Linked DNA regions of Mus musculus: region 1 is linked to region 2. The links are chromatin loops, found by intact Hi-C in ENCODE. Cell type or tissue: heart. All regions are shown on one strand. Links, peaks and the distances in the headings refer to the core of each region. The heading gives the core; the rest is flanking DNA. Region 1 holds the start of Platr5 (pluripotency associated transcript 5). Region 2 has its middle 93 kb from the start of Gm34331.

The links. Peaks named below come from ENCODE experiments on the same cell type or tissue, not always from the same donor. Only the 100,000 strongest peaks of a DNase experiment are listed, where the experiment ranks them.
Region 1: a loop joins it to region 2, with 6 times the contacts of the local background. A loop is called at or near these places in 34 of 42 quality-filtered maps.

Annotation. Positions count from the first base shown.
Region 1 is chr1:88,749,210-88,756,857 of GRCm38, forward strand. It overlaps Platr5 (pluripotency associated transcript 5), which reads left to right and starts at 5,681. Exons shown (of 3, transcript NR_040493.1): 1 at 5,681-5,749; 2 at 5,875-6,081; 3 at 6,325-6,524. In heart, for the core only: a CTCF peak has its summit at 3,225; no DNase peak of the experiment used is centred there; H3K27me3 peaks cover 548 bases.
Region 2 is chr1:89,193,211-89,200,858 of GRCm38, forward strand. No RefSeq gene overlaps it. Among named protein-coding and RNA genes, the nearest start is that of Gm34331, 93 kb to the left of the region's middle. In heart, for the core only: a CTCF peak has its summit at 3,075 (motif pointing left); a DNase peak (open chromatin) is centred at 3,041.

The sequences.
Region 1 (7,648 bases), core at 1,749-4,248, 440 kb before region 2:
GATATTTTGTAATCCCACGTGACATTTTGTTGCAAAACCTCCCATGAGGTAATCCTTTCACCCATGCCCTGGACTGCTGGGATGGAAGCTTGGTCCCCCTCGCAGCAACGCAGGGAAGCAGCTTCAGGAGGCGGGGCCTAATGAGATGGCTTCAGGTGGTTGGGGTGTGGCTTAGGATGAGGGAGTGGCCATGGCCACTCCCCTCTGTTTTCTGTTTTACTCTGTAACGTAATCTTCTTTGGTTACTGGGGACCCGATAACTCTCAGTGGCCTTTTTTTTTTTGGTGTATTCTCAATAAATATTTGAGAAGCATCTCTATCACACACAGCTAGTAGTTTTTCCCTCTGCGCTGACAAGGAATGTTCTGTCTCATAGCTAGCCCTCCTCTGTAAACTCCCCTGATGATGGATATTCACTTATTTCAATTTGGGTTTCATAGAGAAGTCTGGGTGAATGCTGAGCGCAGGCCTTTGTACAGACATGTGCTTTATTGCTCTTGGGTAAGTACCCAGAATAGAACAACTGGGTCCGATGGGATGTGTTTGCTCTTTAAAGACATGGCAAGGACTGAGAAGGTGGCTCAGTGTGTAGCTGCTTGCTGTGCAAGCCTGAGGACTGGAAATCCATGCAGGTTAGTGATGCTATTGGGAGGCAGAGATGGGTCTCCTCGGGTTAGCTGAACAGTTAGACTACACAGGATCACTGTGCTCTGGGTTCAGTAAGTGACCTTGCCTCAATGAATAAAATAGAGTGACCAATGAAGAAATCTAACATCCACTTCAGGCTTCCATATGAATGCACATACACACACACCACACACTTGCAAATACCACACATATATATATGCCAATAAGGAAGAAATGGCTAAATTGTTTCCCACACATCTGTGCCATTTCCCCATCTGCTCCAGCAGTGTGCATAACTTCCTGTGTCTCCACTCGCTTGACAATACTTTTTAATCATAGACACTCTGGTGGGAGGCATTGTATCTGATTGGCTCTGTTCTGCAGTACCCAGAAGCCATGCTTCTACCTGCTACCTATCCAGCCTTGCTGAATTGCTTTGAGTGACAAATACCCTCCATAGGCTCAGATGCTTGAAAACTTGGTCTCCAGCAGGTGGCACTGTCTGGGGAGGTTCAGGAAATGCAGCCTTGCTGGAGGAAGTCCATCACTGGAGGCGGGCTTTGAGAAATTAAAGATGTAAATCACTTTCAGTTTGTTCTCTATACCCCATGATATGGCTTCAAGATGTGAGCTCTCAGCTCTCGGCTTCCTGCTGAGGCCTCCATGCCTGCTGCTCTTATTCCTCTGCAGTCATAAGCCCACGTAAACTCTTTCTTCTAGAAGGTGCTTTGCTCGTGGTGTTTTGTAACAGAAGAGTAGCTAATACGCTGGCCTCCAGAAACTTCATGCGAATCCCTGGCTGCACAGGGTTTCCAGCCGTGAGAGAAACAGTGGCTCCCTTCCCATTGTACCTGGATTTTAGTTGTAGCTTTCTTAGAGAGAGAACCTGTTTCCCTGGTGTTTATCTGATTGACACAGACACCTACGGTGAGTCAGCAGAGTCCACAAAAGGAGTGGCTGAGTATCTGCAGTGCAGATGCTCACATAATAACCATACGGACCCCAGGATGCAAACACTTCCTCCTGGCTATGTCTGCTCCTGGTCAAAGGCGCACATTCAGAGAAACGCAGTCCATGTCACTCCTGGCTGTACTTTATTACAAAGGCAGATAGTGATAGCCCTGTCCCCCAGCTCAGGACCAGCAGGAGGTTAACTCCTAAAGCTGGTCTGGCACAGAGGCACGGGAAAAGAGAGAGCAGAATGCATTATGGGTGCCTTGAGGGAAAGGCAGATTTCCCAGGAAGGATGCAGGACATCCCTGAGTGCAAGGTCAGGGGCCAGCATGAGAACACGGGGCAGAAGTGCTGAGGACCCTGTGGGGTTTCAGGAGACGATGGCTCTCAGCCTTCCTAATGCCGCAACCCTTTAATACAGTTCCTCCTGTTGTAGTGACCCCCCAACCGGCAAATTACTTTTGCTGCTACTTCATTTATAAGTGTAATTTTGCTACTGTTAAATGTGACATAGGCATGGCAACAGCCTGGAGGGAGGGATTGAGGCAGGGAATAAGTTCCTAGTTGCACAGACTAAGCCCTGGCAGTGTTCAGAGTACCCAGTGGCAGCAGGTTGCCACAGTGTAGAGAGCTATAGGCTGGAAGGGAGTGGGGAGAGCTGGTTAAGTTTCAAGAAAGGGATGACAGGCCTTGGTGAGTGATCCCATGAGCAGGCCCATGGATGACTGAGCACCCACCAGAGTGTGACAGGAAGAGCACAAGGTGTTTGTGCAGACAGGGCAGCAGGCCTGGGCTCGGGAAGCAAAGATTGGGAGGCTCGGCGTAGGGTCCGGACTCTTAGACTCTGCAGCTCAGTAATGCAGAGGGACCGTGGGAAATCCCAGGGCACTTGGTACCATGATGTCAGAAGTAATAATGAGACCGTCAGAGAGTGGCCAGCAAGCATCGCAGGTTTTGGGGATATCCCCTTGATATCCTATGAAGGCTTGCTTCCTGGGGTTCTGCAGGCTACAGACGCACAAGTTCCTTACAAAGGATACAGTGAGTGCTTGTATCAGATGCATAACATCTTAGATACTTAATATTAAACCATCAAAAGACCTCTCTTATCCTGCTGATGTGCAACACTATACCAATGCAGATTGTCTGACTGAGATGACCAATTGACTGGCTAGCACAGTATATAAGAGGGGAGACACAATTGACATATACATGTTATAATTTACCAAAAACAAGCAAAAAGAAAAAAAAACAGCTTTTTTTTTCTTTTAGAAGAGATTTTTAACTTGTTCTGGTTTGGTTAAATTTAGAGTGTGGCTTCGGGGAAGTTCATGGGATTGAGACCCCTGTGATAACGGAGCCCTCCTTCTGGAAGGTCTCCAAACAGAGTTGCTTCTGTTGAGCTGTCCCTCCTTGTTACAGAACATGGAACTGGCTGTGACTTGCCCCTGCTTCTGGTGATGCCGTGTTCCAGCCTGTAATCACATTCATTTTGCACCTGGCAATGGACACTCAAAGTCCTTGTCTCACAAGATCAAGCTCAGCCATCATGCACACAAAGCAGATGTAAAAGTCAGTGGCCTGGGTTGGGTTTTTTTGTTTTTGTTTTTCTGGCTTTATATGAATAGCAAATTACAGTTGTCAGAATATCCACAGGGGGGCTCTCCTGACTTCTAAATGCAGAGGGGCTCACAGTAATTGCGGGGCGGAGGGGAAGTGAACTGAACTTCCACAGTGTAAATAACATTTCAATAAATCTCAATAAGTCTTGAGGACTGGCAGAGTGCTGCATCTGCCGGGTTAGGGTTAGCACCGGCTCTGTGAGGCCATCTGCATCCGTGGGAGGGGGAGGGGGGTCTGCACAGAGTGCTGAATGCTGTTCTGCAAGTCTGTAGAAGAGAATGGGGCTGATTATATTTAAATCAATGAGTAGGGCCAGCATCTTGGTTTTTGAATAACTTATTTTATTCTGAAAATTAAAATATAATTACATAATTTATCCCTCCTTCAGCCATCCTCATTCTTCACTCTCAAATTCATAGCCCTTTTCTTGAAATATTACTGATGTGTGTGTGTGTGTGTGTGCATAAATATATAAATTCATCCAGCTGTGCTCATTCAATGTCAGTTGTGTGAATATGATTTTAGGACTGACCATATCACACTGGATAACCAGTTGGGGGCTCATCACCGAGGAAAACTAATTTCCCTTCTCTATCAGGCGTTAGCTGCATGTAGCACTTACCTAGGGGTGGGGCCCTGTAACATGCCCCCTTTCTATGCTGGTATGGCTGTTGGCACTATACTTATTCACGTCTTGTTTAGGCAGCCATACTATTGAGGTATCATGCGTGAAGCTTCCCTATCAGTTCTAGGAGACATAATCGTCGTCGTCGTCATCCCCCCCCCTGCAGAATTCTTAGCCCTCTGGTTCTTAACAATCTTTCTGCCCCCTCTTCTACAATGTTCCGCAGGCACAGGAGTTATGCTGTAGATGTAGCCATCGGCTCGGGGTTACCCACAATGGATTAGTTGTTCTCTGCATTTTGACTAGTTGTGACTTTATGCAATGGTCTCTGTCTGCTGCCAAGAGAGGCTTCTTGGATGAGGAGGGGTGAGAACTTATCCGTGGGTATAAGGGTAAGCATTTAGGAATTATACCGGTTTAGTGTTTTATTTCTTAATTCTGCTTTAACTTAAGCTGGCTAAGAACAGCCACAATCATCTGAGAAATCTCTCTCTCTCTCTCTCTCTCTCTCTCTCTCTTGCAGTCATGGCTCATGGCTGTTAATAGCAACCATAACTTTTCCATCTCGAGAGTTTTACCAATAACAAGATGTCAGACTTCTGGGAGCAATAAAAACCAACAGATTCGGTGAGGATGCTCCCAACTGCTTCTCCTGGGTGCTTCTTCATTTTCACAAGACACACCCCAGCAAGGCCAAACTTGCCCAGGATGGATCAGCCTTCAGAAATTAGGGGGTGCTGGGGAGAGGGCTTAGGGGTAAAGAAGTTTTCTTGGTCTTCAGCCCTAGAGCTCACGCAAAAGCCAGGGTGGGGGCCTGTGCTTGCAATCCTAACACTGTAGAGGCAGAGACAAGCTGATCCTGGACCCTCCTTGGCCAGCAAGCCTAACACCTGGTGGGTTCCAGGCCAGTAAGAGACCCTGTCTCACAAGTGTGATGAATGGTGCTTGAGAAATGACATCCAGGGCTGATTCTCTGACCTTAAATGGATATCATATAGCTGTGTGTGTGTGTGTGTGTGTGTGTGTGTGTGTGTGTGTGTGTGTGTGTGTGAGTGGGGAAGTGGGTGAGCAGAGACAGTCCTTGCAAAACAAGTGGGGATCAGAAAGTAAATTATGTCCTTAATTACACTTGGAAATATTTAGTCAGGTGTGTTAGTACACACCTTTAATGCCAGCACTTGGGAGGCAGATGTAAGGGCATCTAAGTGAGTTTGAGGCCATCCTGGTCTACAGAGTGAGTTCTGGGGTAGCCAGAGCTACATAATAAAGAGATTCTGTCTCAACAAAAACCCAACCAACCAACCAAACAAACAATTGGAAATTGTTTTTAAATTGTTTATTAAAGAAGAAAATCACATCCCACTTTCCATAGCTACTCAAGAACCCAACACAAACACATACCCAACAGAGAACCTAAGCTCAGACAGCATGAGCAGCCGTGCCTTGGCAAGCTGGGCAGGAACGTTCATTCACACAGAGATGCTCTAGGGACTTAATCAGTATCCCAGGCCTTGTGCAGAATGCACACCTTGATGCCTTCCCCCACGGCCCTGCAGATTTGCCAGACTAGAATTCCACCTTCAGTTCATCTGCTGGGCTCTAACTCACCAGAGACTCTATTTCCAGGTGAATTGTGTGACTTGACTATTCCTCTCAGAACCTGGCAGGTATCCTTCAGGGCCGGCAAGGGTGAGGTTCTCCCCCAAACTCTTTATAAAGTATCTATTTTGATGTTCTCCTGGAGGGTCACTGTGGTGGTTTGAATATGCTTAACCCAGGGAGTGGTGCTATTGGGAGGTGTGGTCTTGTTGCAGTAGGTGTGGCCTTATTGGAGGAAGTGAGTCACTGTGAGGGTGGGCTTTGAAACCCTCCTGCTAGCCACATGGCATCCAGTCGGCTCCTGGATTCCTTTGGATGAAGGTGTAGTAGAACTCTCAGCTCCTCCTGCACCATGCCTGCTTGGAAGCTGCCATGCTTTCCGCCTTGATGATACTGGACTGAACCTTTGAACCTGTAAGCCAGCCCCAATTAAATGTTCTTTTTAGGAGTTGCCTTGGTCATGGTGTCTGTTCACAGCAGTGGAAACCCTAATTCAGACAGTAACCTAGCAGCCTCCCCTGACTCTAAACAACATGATGGGCTGACAGATAATGTCTTTCTCGCTGGAGGTCTTGGCCACCCCCAAACCCAGCTGAAGAGGGAATTGGTCTGGAGCAAAGCCTGTGAGCCAAAGGTGTGTGTGCTGATCCGAGGTAAGAGGAAATAAACATGGAGCCATGTTTTTCTTTTCTCCCAGACGGGTAAGAGAGAGTCTAGGCTCAGTCCTAAGCCAGGCATGGCCGCCAGCCACCATAATTCCCAGGCTGAACCATGGAAAAGTAAATCTTATGCCCCAGTCCAGCTAATTCTTAATAAAAAGGGAGGAACTGTGCCCTCCCTTAGCCTTGTGTGGGCTGAATCAGACCTTGTCTGCCACAGTTGGTTATCTCCCCTAGGATGGAGTCTTCTGACCGAGGTGAAGTCTATTGTCCTGCCACATCTGCAGCTTCCTGCAAGAAGCCACCACCTGCTGAGCAGCTGAGCTTGCTTTCCTGACGAGATGCTGACAAAGCAGGAAGGAGATCCTGGCAAAGAGGGGGATGGATTTCCCCCCCTTTAAAAATTCAGACTCAAGAATTAAAGTTGAACCTTGATCAGAGAACTTGGTCTTGGCTCCTTATTTCTCTTGCTGTCCTTCCCATCCATCGCCAGCTTTCTTTTCAGGAACCCAGTACCCCGTGGCTGCTGTCGGCTACAGTCTCACTCTCTCCATCCTCCTTGGGAGATTCATCTTGTCCCTGTTTCCTAAGCCCCTGTAAGAAGTAGTTGTAAATTTTCTTACAAACCTAATTTTCTGCCCGGAGATCATAGCAACTTATCTGTTTCTCAGTCCTGCCTGTTTTAAAATCAGCTTTCCCCAATACTCCTGTGGTTCCAATCTGTGGGCAGTAATTTGACACTAACCACAAAGAGCCAGTGTCCCTCTCCCCCACCCCCGCCCCCATGATAAACTTATATCTCAGGAAAAAATAAACAAACAAAAGCAAAACAAAACAAAAAAAAAACCCAAACTTTACATGGTCAAAGAGTTACATAACATTTAATTATCAACTTTCTTGAAATTAAGAGAGGAGCTGTTGGAAAGCGAGCTACCGGCCAGCAGGAGTGATGACTATTGGCTCAGGAGGGTTAACTGCTGAGCCAGACACTGCTTTCAATGCCTTTTGGTGGGCAAAATAAAGATAGTTCTCAGTAGCTACCTTCAGTGAGAAATGAAGACAGACCTGTGCTCAAGGCACAGAAAAGGAAGACAGAACTAACTCTCCACAATCTTATCTATCCTCAGGAGAGGGGACATGGCAGAGCTGGGGTGTGGGGATTTCAGGGCCAGGTCCCACTCTAACCATTTGGCCGCATGATATGTTTGCTGTGCAGGATGTGTGAAAGCCAGAGGCAGAGGTACTTGTCACTGTCGTCAGGAAAAAAATCTACCAAAGACAGAAAAATTATCTGGAGGCTCCAGCGCACTTGCCCTGCTTCAGACACAAACATAATCAGTTACTCCCGCTATTGTGTCCAAAATGATACCGGGATGTATATGTCTTAATTCTCAGAAAATTAAGCATTCGACTGTTGAAGCCACATGACTTCTCTCACACAAATTAGATTTCCTCCACCCCAGGGATTCTGACCCATAGCGTTGTCACTTCCGCCAGGGCCACAAGGGGGTGCTGTGGACGACCAGCCCGAGTTGATGGAAGGAGGCCCATTCACTTCCCC
Region 2 (7,648 bases), core at 1,936-4,435:
TTTTCCTTACATCCGTTGCTACTTTGTTTGTTTGTTTGTTTGTTTGAGATAAGCTCTCAAACTGGCCTTGACCCCATTAATGAGGAATCCATGGGCCTCACCTCTCAAAAGTTGAGACTAGGGGCTGGTGAGATGGCTCAGCCAAAAAGAGCACCCGACTGCTCTTCCAAAGGTCCTGAGTTCAAATCCCAGCAACCACATGGTGGCTCGCAACCATCCATAAGGAGATCTGACTCCCTCTTCTGGAGTGTCTAAAGATAGATACAGTGTACTTACATATAACAAATAAAAAAATCTTAAAAAAAAAGTTGAGACTAGAGGTATGTGCCACCACACCCAGCTATCTAAGCGACATTTCAAGATTTCCAGAGGTCCTAAGCTGCCTAGGAATTTGCATTTTTTAACGAATCCTTTAAGTGATTTCTAAATAAAATCAGTCTCCAATGCAGGAATCAAGCAGCACCCACACACACCTCAAGAAGTCGAGTTTTATGAAAGTGAACAGCTTTCAACTCCAAATAGCAGCGAGAGAGTGGGCGGCTGGAGGAGGGGCAGCTGCTGACGATGAGGAAAGGGGGAGGGGTCTCCATGGAGAAGTTGACATTCATAAAACAGTGCTTTAAGCAAATGAAACTTGCCTGAGAAGTAAGTCAATGATCCAAAAGAGAAGACAGAAAAGTTACAGTCCAACTCTACACCCCAACCCCACCCCTGCAAAGCACATCCCACCACCCGTCTCCTCGTACAGCTGGAATCTATTTAGAAGATAATGGGGGAGATATTTTACAGGTCTTGATCCATTTAGAAATAACAGATTCATTAAATTATCACCAGGCTCCATCAACTCTTCCCCTGAACCCCCTGCAGGCAGAATACCTCCCACCAATGTCCTCACCATGGTGCCCAAGACCCAAGGATATGTGATGTTTCATGACAAAAGGAGTTTTGCGAGCAGGGTTGAGTTGACAGAATTTAAAATAGGGAGGGTGAGCCTGGACTACACAGGTAAGCCTAACCTGAATGCATAGAACCTCTCTAGCTGCAGTCCTAAGATAATAACACCTGTAAAAATGTAGGAGGGTGTGAAGGACGAGACTCATCCTCTGCTGATGGCGGGACCACCGGAAAAGGAGAAACAAAAACAAAAACAAAAACGTGGGCAGCCAATAAGAAACACATTTGAGAAAAGGCTTCCTGCTTGGCAACCACATAGCTGCTGGCCCCTGGCTTCCGGGGGTTGGCACTGACCTGTGGGACTACGATATGAAAAGGGATAAGTTTTCCACACCATGTTCGTGATGTTTGTTCTCACGTGCTGTGGGGGCGGTGAACAAGGGGAGTCTGAAGTGCACACTCGACACGGCCTCACCTAAAACACATTAAACTAACTCCTGGGTGGTCACGTGGCCAGGCCATCCCTCCGCGGCAAGGTCCAGCCCAACCTGCGGGACCATGGAGAGGAAAGAATTCCTATGATGCTTCTGGGAAAGACCCGATAAGAGGAGGGGCCACAAACTGAAGGGTTGGCTGGGTGGCTCCTGTAGTGCAGATGGCCCAGCTGTCCCCTGGGCAGCTCAGGCTGAGGTTTCTTTTAGGAAGAGCTAACGGAGCTTGGGCTGTCAGTTCCAAATCCAGCCTTTACTCCCAGAAACTAATGCCTTTGTCCTTGCTGGCTTCTTGTGGCTATTGTCCATTTCCTGGTCGTTCCCTACCAGAGTTCAGGGTATGGCTGGGTTGTTAGTAGGATAGCGCTGCCTCTGACTTCTAATTTTACCCAGACAATGTATCCAAGTCTTTACACTTCGCGTCCTTACTTGTGAAATATGGTGACACAGTACAACACCCTCCCACGCTCCTGAAGTTTCTCTTTCTGAGGTTCCAGTGAAGCCATGATTGGCTGAGGTTCAAAAGTATTCGATGGAAAACTCTAGAAATAAACACTTCATAAGTTTTCAGTCGTATGTTCCTCTCAATTGTGTGACGAGATCTCATCTCTAATTCATCTCTTACAGGATGTGGCTTCAACCACTGGCTACCTTTTAATCACCCAATAGTTAGTTGTCTTGGGTACCAGACCAGTTGTCATAGTAGCACAGTGCTGTTTTAGTAACCCCTTATTTTACTTAATAATGACTCCATAACTCAAGAGCAATGATATTGACAGTTTAACTGCAGGTGGGCGGTTCTGGGAGACTCAGGCCCAGGACCCAGGGTCTTTCATGTGACTGGAGGGCCATCTTGTTCCAGAAGTTTCTTGGAGCCTTCTGGAGTAAGTAACCTTTGACTTGGACTCCAAAACCCAGATCTAGCATCTAGCTCTCAATAGCTGTTTTTCCAGTTAATTTTTTTCAATGCTAGAGATTAAAGCCAGAGCCTTGAGCATACCAGGCAAGCACGCTATACTGATCTGTGTATCCCCAGCAATATGGAGTATTAACAACTATTAGTTTATTTTATGTGTATGAGTGTTTTACCCGTATGTATGTCTGTGTACCACCTGCTGAGGTGAAAGAGGAAGTCAGATCCCCTGGAACTGGGGTCACAGATGGTTGTGAGCCACCATGTGGGTCCTGGGAATTGAACCCATGTGGGTCCTCTGTAAAAACAGGTATTTTTAACTGCTGAGCCACCTTTCCAGCTCCACGTGGACGTTTTAAAAACGGTTTTCTTCTGTATCTCCAGGAGAAACCTCCCAGAAGGCCCACTATGGGCAACTGCGTCAAACTAGGATTCTCCAGCTAGATCTCTCCAGCATCCCTTCCTGGAGATGTGCAGGTTTGGAGACTGGAGGTCAACAAATGCTCAGCTGTGTTGCTCAACAGGGGCTCAGGCAGCTGCTCAGGGCTGACTTAGATGTGAGCCAATATCCAGATAGTAAATACCCCGTCCCCCCACCCCCACCCCCACCCCCACCCCACCCTCACCCCCACCCCCACACAACCACTCATCCAGAATCTTCCATCTTCTCAACAAGCTCACTGTCCTGTCTTCTCTGTCTGAACAGGGCTTGCCAAGGCAGTGACTTGCTGTGGTCAGTCACTGTTTAGCTGGAAAGCTAGCGCCACCTGCTGGCTTAGAAGTCCCATATTTGGGTCCAGGACAGGATCTACCCATCTAGGGAAAACTCCCCAACGGTCTCAACAATGTTGCCAATTAGATCTCTTTGACGTAGACAAAAGGAACCCACCCTAGAGCAAGCTTTAGAATCTCAGTTTCATTATAGCCACCTCCCATGAAACACGGCAAAGCCAGCCCACATGGACTCCGGCACAGAGTGGCTCTAATGCTAAACCTCTGCTCCAGTGAGCACCACTACACGGAACTCAAGGAAGGACTCCTCCACAGGGCTGTGGCCTTGAAGCCACAGGCTTTACCCCAGAGCTGATATGACTTGCAGGCTGTTGAGCTGGGAGCATTTGGAAAGGAGAAGATTCGAAATAATCTGCTTACTAGTCTCCTTTAAAACAAAACAAAACAAAACAAAACCAAAACAGAGCATCCATTTCTCATTAGTGCGTCCAGAAAGTGCTAGAAAGGAACAGGACACTCATGGCAGCCGCCTGTGGTGTCTAAAAAGCACTTTTCAATGTAAAGCTGTTTGTGCCACTGTAAAGGTTTGCTTGTTTTTAATTATATTTCATTCTTTGTTGTCGGGATACATCCATGTGGAAGTTCTCCTGCCGGGCTTAGAGCACAACTCTTAGGAGTTGCTTCTCCCCTTCCACAGTGAAGGTTCTGGGCCTCAAACTCAGATCACCTGAGACCAGCAGGCATCTTTATACCAGCTGAATGACCTCAGTGGCCCATTTGTGTCCCTTTGAGATTGTGTATGTAAGTCTTGGGGAGCCATCCGAACATGTGCAGAGCAGAAGCCGATGTTGCTGTTTCTCTAGAAAGCATGACTCAGCTGCCTAGTTCTGATTTGATTTTTGAGACAGGGTCTTATAATACAGCCCGTGCTGGCCTCAAACTCACTAATTAGCCCAGGCTGGCTCCCAATGGCATCTCCTATGAACATCACTACACCCAGGTCAGTGTAGCTTTAAGGAACAGTGATAAGCATGCAAGCAGGAATAGTTTCAATGATAAAATGATAAAATCGAAGCACTTTGTATATTTTATGCTAATCTCTTTTATGGAATCCTCTTGCCATGTTAAATCTGATGTGTGGGTTTCTGGTATAATTTAAGACTTTCATTGACCATTTTAATGACCGTATTAGCTGACTTGGGTTTCTTGAAGATGGATATTATGCAAAACTACCTGAGAACCTCAATGGGTCAGGAAGTCCACCCTGACTGTTGTTCTTGTCCACAGAAAGGACCATATTAGTAGCAACAGAGGCGATGTTTCTGTTGAAATGAAGAAAAGGCAAATATGGTTACTAGGAGCCTGACTTACATAAGCTGTCACTTGGTGGCCCATTCGCTGGCCCATGGAAGGGGCATTCAGGCGTAGGCATCATTGAGTCTGCGCAGGCATTTTACGGCTACATTGGCAATTTGCAGTCATTTAGAATAACAGCTTTTCATATATTGCTCTCTTTTGGATGTTATGAAGATATTTTTAAAAATGGTTTATTGGTTTGTTAGCCATTTTATCTTTTCAAACAACAGTGTGTTATAACTATCTAGAGAGAGAGAGAGAGAGAGAGAGAGAGAGAGAACAGTATGGGTTGTTATCTCTTTGTGGCGTTTGTTGCCTCAGGCATGGACATTAGGGAACTATTACAATTGAGTTTTATAAATAGAAAACTTGTGTAAGTGGCCCCAGTAGATGGCATTCTAGTTTATAGAAGGGTTGGGGAAAACATTCATAATATTAAGCTGGCGATCTGGGAGGGAGCTCTAGAGGGAGTTCCCTGACTTGGCTACAGGGAGGACAAAGATGGCCAGCTAACAACACCAAGATCAAGAGAGGGGGGCCCAAGAAGCAGGCATGGTGGAAGGGCCTGAGCTGAGTTCAAGAATCCTCAGGGCAGCTTCCAGGAAACTCCTGTCCCTTTCCCGGAGGAACCAAGGACACTTCGGCTGCCTCTTTGACCTTCTGGGGCTACTGAGGCAAACTGCCCCAAAGAATTGAAATTTCCCCAAGATTCCATTGTAACTTTCCCTCATACATCAGCCTCTGGAAACAAAGGGGCCCAGAGAATGAAAATGTCCCCGGGAATCCCATGCTTGGGATTGCCCCTGGTGCCAACCGCAGGAGGAACTTGCCTCCCAGAAAGAGATTATCTACAGCTGGCAACTTAAATCAATGAATATTTCTTGGCCATTGTTTAATCTTTACTAAGAAATGTTGGCTCTGTCCAAGAAAAGCAGAGAAATCTAGGGCTCAGTGCACTTCTGTTCTAACTATTCCATAGCATGCAAAAGGGTGTTTGGGGTATAGGTACACCTTCCTAAGAAACCCTATTTTCAGAGGTTTTATTTTCTTCTTTCTTTTTTTGAGATAGAGTCTTAAGTAGACCAGGCTGGCCTGGAGCTCACAGAGATCCAACTGCCTCTGTGTCCTTAGTGCCAGGATTAAAGGTGTGTGCCATTACACTTGGCATATGCAACCTTTGTCTCCATTTAAAATTGTATTTCTTTTCTTTTCATGTGTTTGGATGCATGTACATGTGTGAACTCACGTGTGCCTGCTGCCCTCAGAGGCATCAGAAGAGGAAATTTGATGCTTGGAACTGGACACACAGAGGGCAGCGAGCCAGCATGTGGGTGCAGGGAACGGAACCTACACCCTCTGACAGAGCAACAAGTGCTCCTATCAGCTGAGCTCCCGTCTCTTGACTCTGACTTGAGTGTAAACGTATAGTTAAGATGACTCTTGTCCTTGATGGGCACACCACCACCATCTGTCCAGTTGTTGGGAGCCGCGCCCACATTCGCCGTTACAAGATGGCGCTGACAGCTGTGTTCTAAGTGGTAAACAAATAATCTGCGCATGTGCCAAGGGTATCTTATGACTACTTGTGCTCTGCCTTCCCCGTGACGTCAACTCGGCCGATGGGCTGCAGCCAATCAGGGAGTGACACGTCCGAGGCGAAGGAGAATTCTCCTTAAAAAGGGACGGGGTTTCGTTTTCTCTCTCTCTTGCTTCTCGCTCTCTCTTGCTTCTCGCTCTCTCTTGCTTCTTGCTCTCTTGCTTCTTGCACTCCTGGCTCCTGAAGATGTAAGAAATAAAGCTTTGCCGCAGAAGATTCTGGTCTGTGGTGTTCTTCCTGGCCGGTCGTGAGAACGCGTCTAATAACAATTGGTGCCGAATTCCGGGACGAGAAAAAACTCGGGACTGGCGCAAGGAAGATCCCTCATTCCAGAACCAGAACTGCGGGTCGCGGTAATAAAGGTTCCCGTAAAGCAGACTGTTAAGAAGGATTCAACTGTATGAATTCAGAACTTTTCAGCTGGGGAACGAGAGTACCAGTGAGTACAGCTTTACGAGGTAAGTCTGATCTTGAACTTTCTAACGAAATTCAAGACAGTCTATCAGAAGTAAAGTGGAATATGTTTGGCCTTGAATTTTTTCTGGTGTTAGGAGCCCTTTTGTTCCTTTTCACATGTTATCAAGTGGTTAAGATAGGGCGGATTCTAGAGGAAATTCAGGACAAGCTATCAGAAGTAAAGCGGGGAGAGAGAGTAGGAACAAAGAGGAAATATGGTACACAAAATAAGTATACAGGCCTTTCCAAGGGTCTTGAACCCGAGGAAAAGTTAAGGTTAGGTAGGAATACCTGGAGAGAGATTAGAAGAAAAAGAGGAAAAAGGGAAAAGAAGAAAGATCAATTAGCGGAGGTCTCTAGGAAAAGGAGCCTGTGCTCATCGCTGGATGGGCTCGGGAAGCCAGCTCTTAGTAGCTCTGAAGCAGGTGAAGAATCCTCCTCTGAGGAAACAGACTGGGAGGAAGAAGCAGCCCATTACCAGCCAGCTAATTGGTCAAGAAAAAAGCCAAAAGCGGCTGGCGAAGGCCAGTTTGCTGATTGGCCTCAGGGCAGTCGGCTTCAAGGTCCGCCCTATGCGGAGTCCCCGCCCTGCGTAGTGCGTCAGCAATGCGCAGAGAGGCAGTGCGCAGAGAGGCAGTGCGCAGACTCATTCATTCCCAGAGAGGAACAAAGGAAAATACAACAGGCATTTCCGGTCTTTGAAGGAGCCGAGGGTGGGCGTGTCCACGCTCCGGTAGAATACTTACAAATTAAGGAAATTGCCGAGTCGGTTCGTAAATACGGAACCAATGCTAATTTTACCTTGGTGCAGTTAGACAGGCTCGCTGGCATGGCACTAACTCCTGCTGACTGGCAAACGGTTGTAAAAGCCGCTCTCCCTAGTATGGGCAAATATATGGAATGGAGAGCGCTTTGGCACGAAGCTGCACAAGCGCAGGCCCGAGCAAACGCAGCTGCTTTGAATCCAGAGCAGAGAGATTGGACTTTTGACTTGTTAACGGGTCAGGGAGCTTATTCTGCTGATCAGACAAACTACCATTGGGGAGCTTATGCCCAGATTTCTTCCACGGCTATTAGGGCCTGGAAGGCGCTCTCTCGAGCAGGTGAAACCACTGGTCAGTTAACAAAGATAATCCAGGGACCTCAGGAATCCTTCTCAGATTTTGTGGCCAGAATGACAGAGGCAGCAGAGCGTATTTTTGGAGAGTC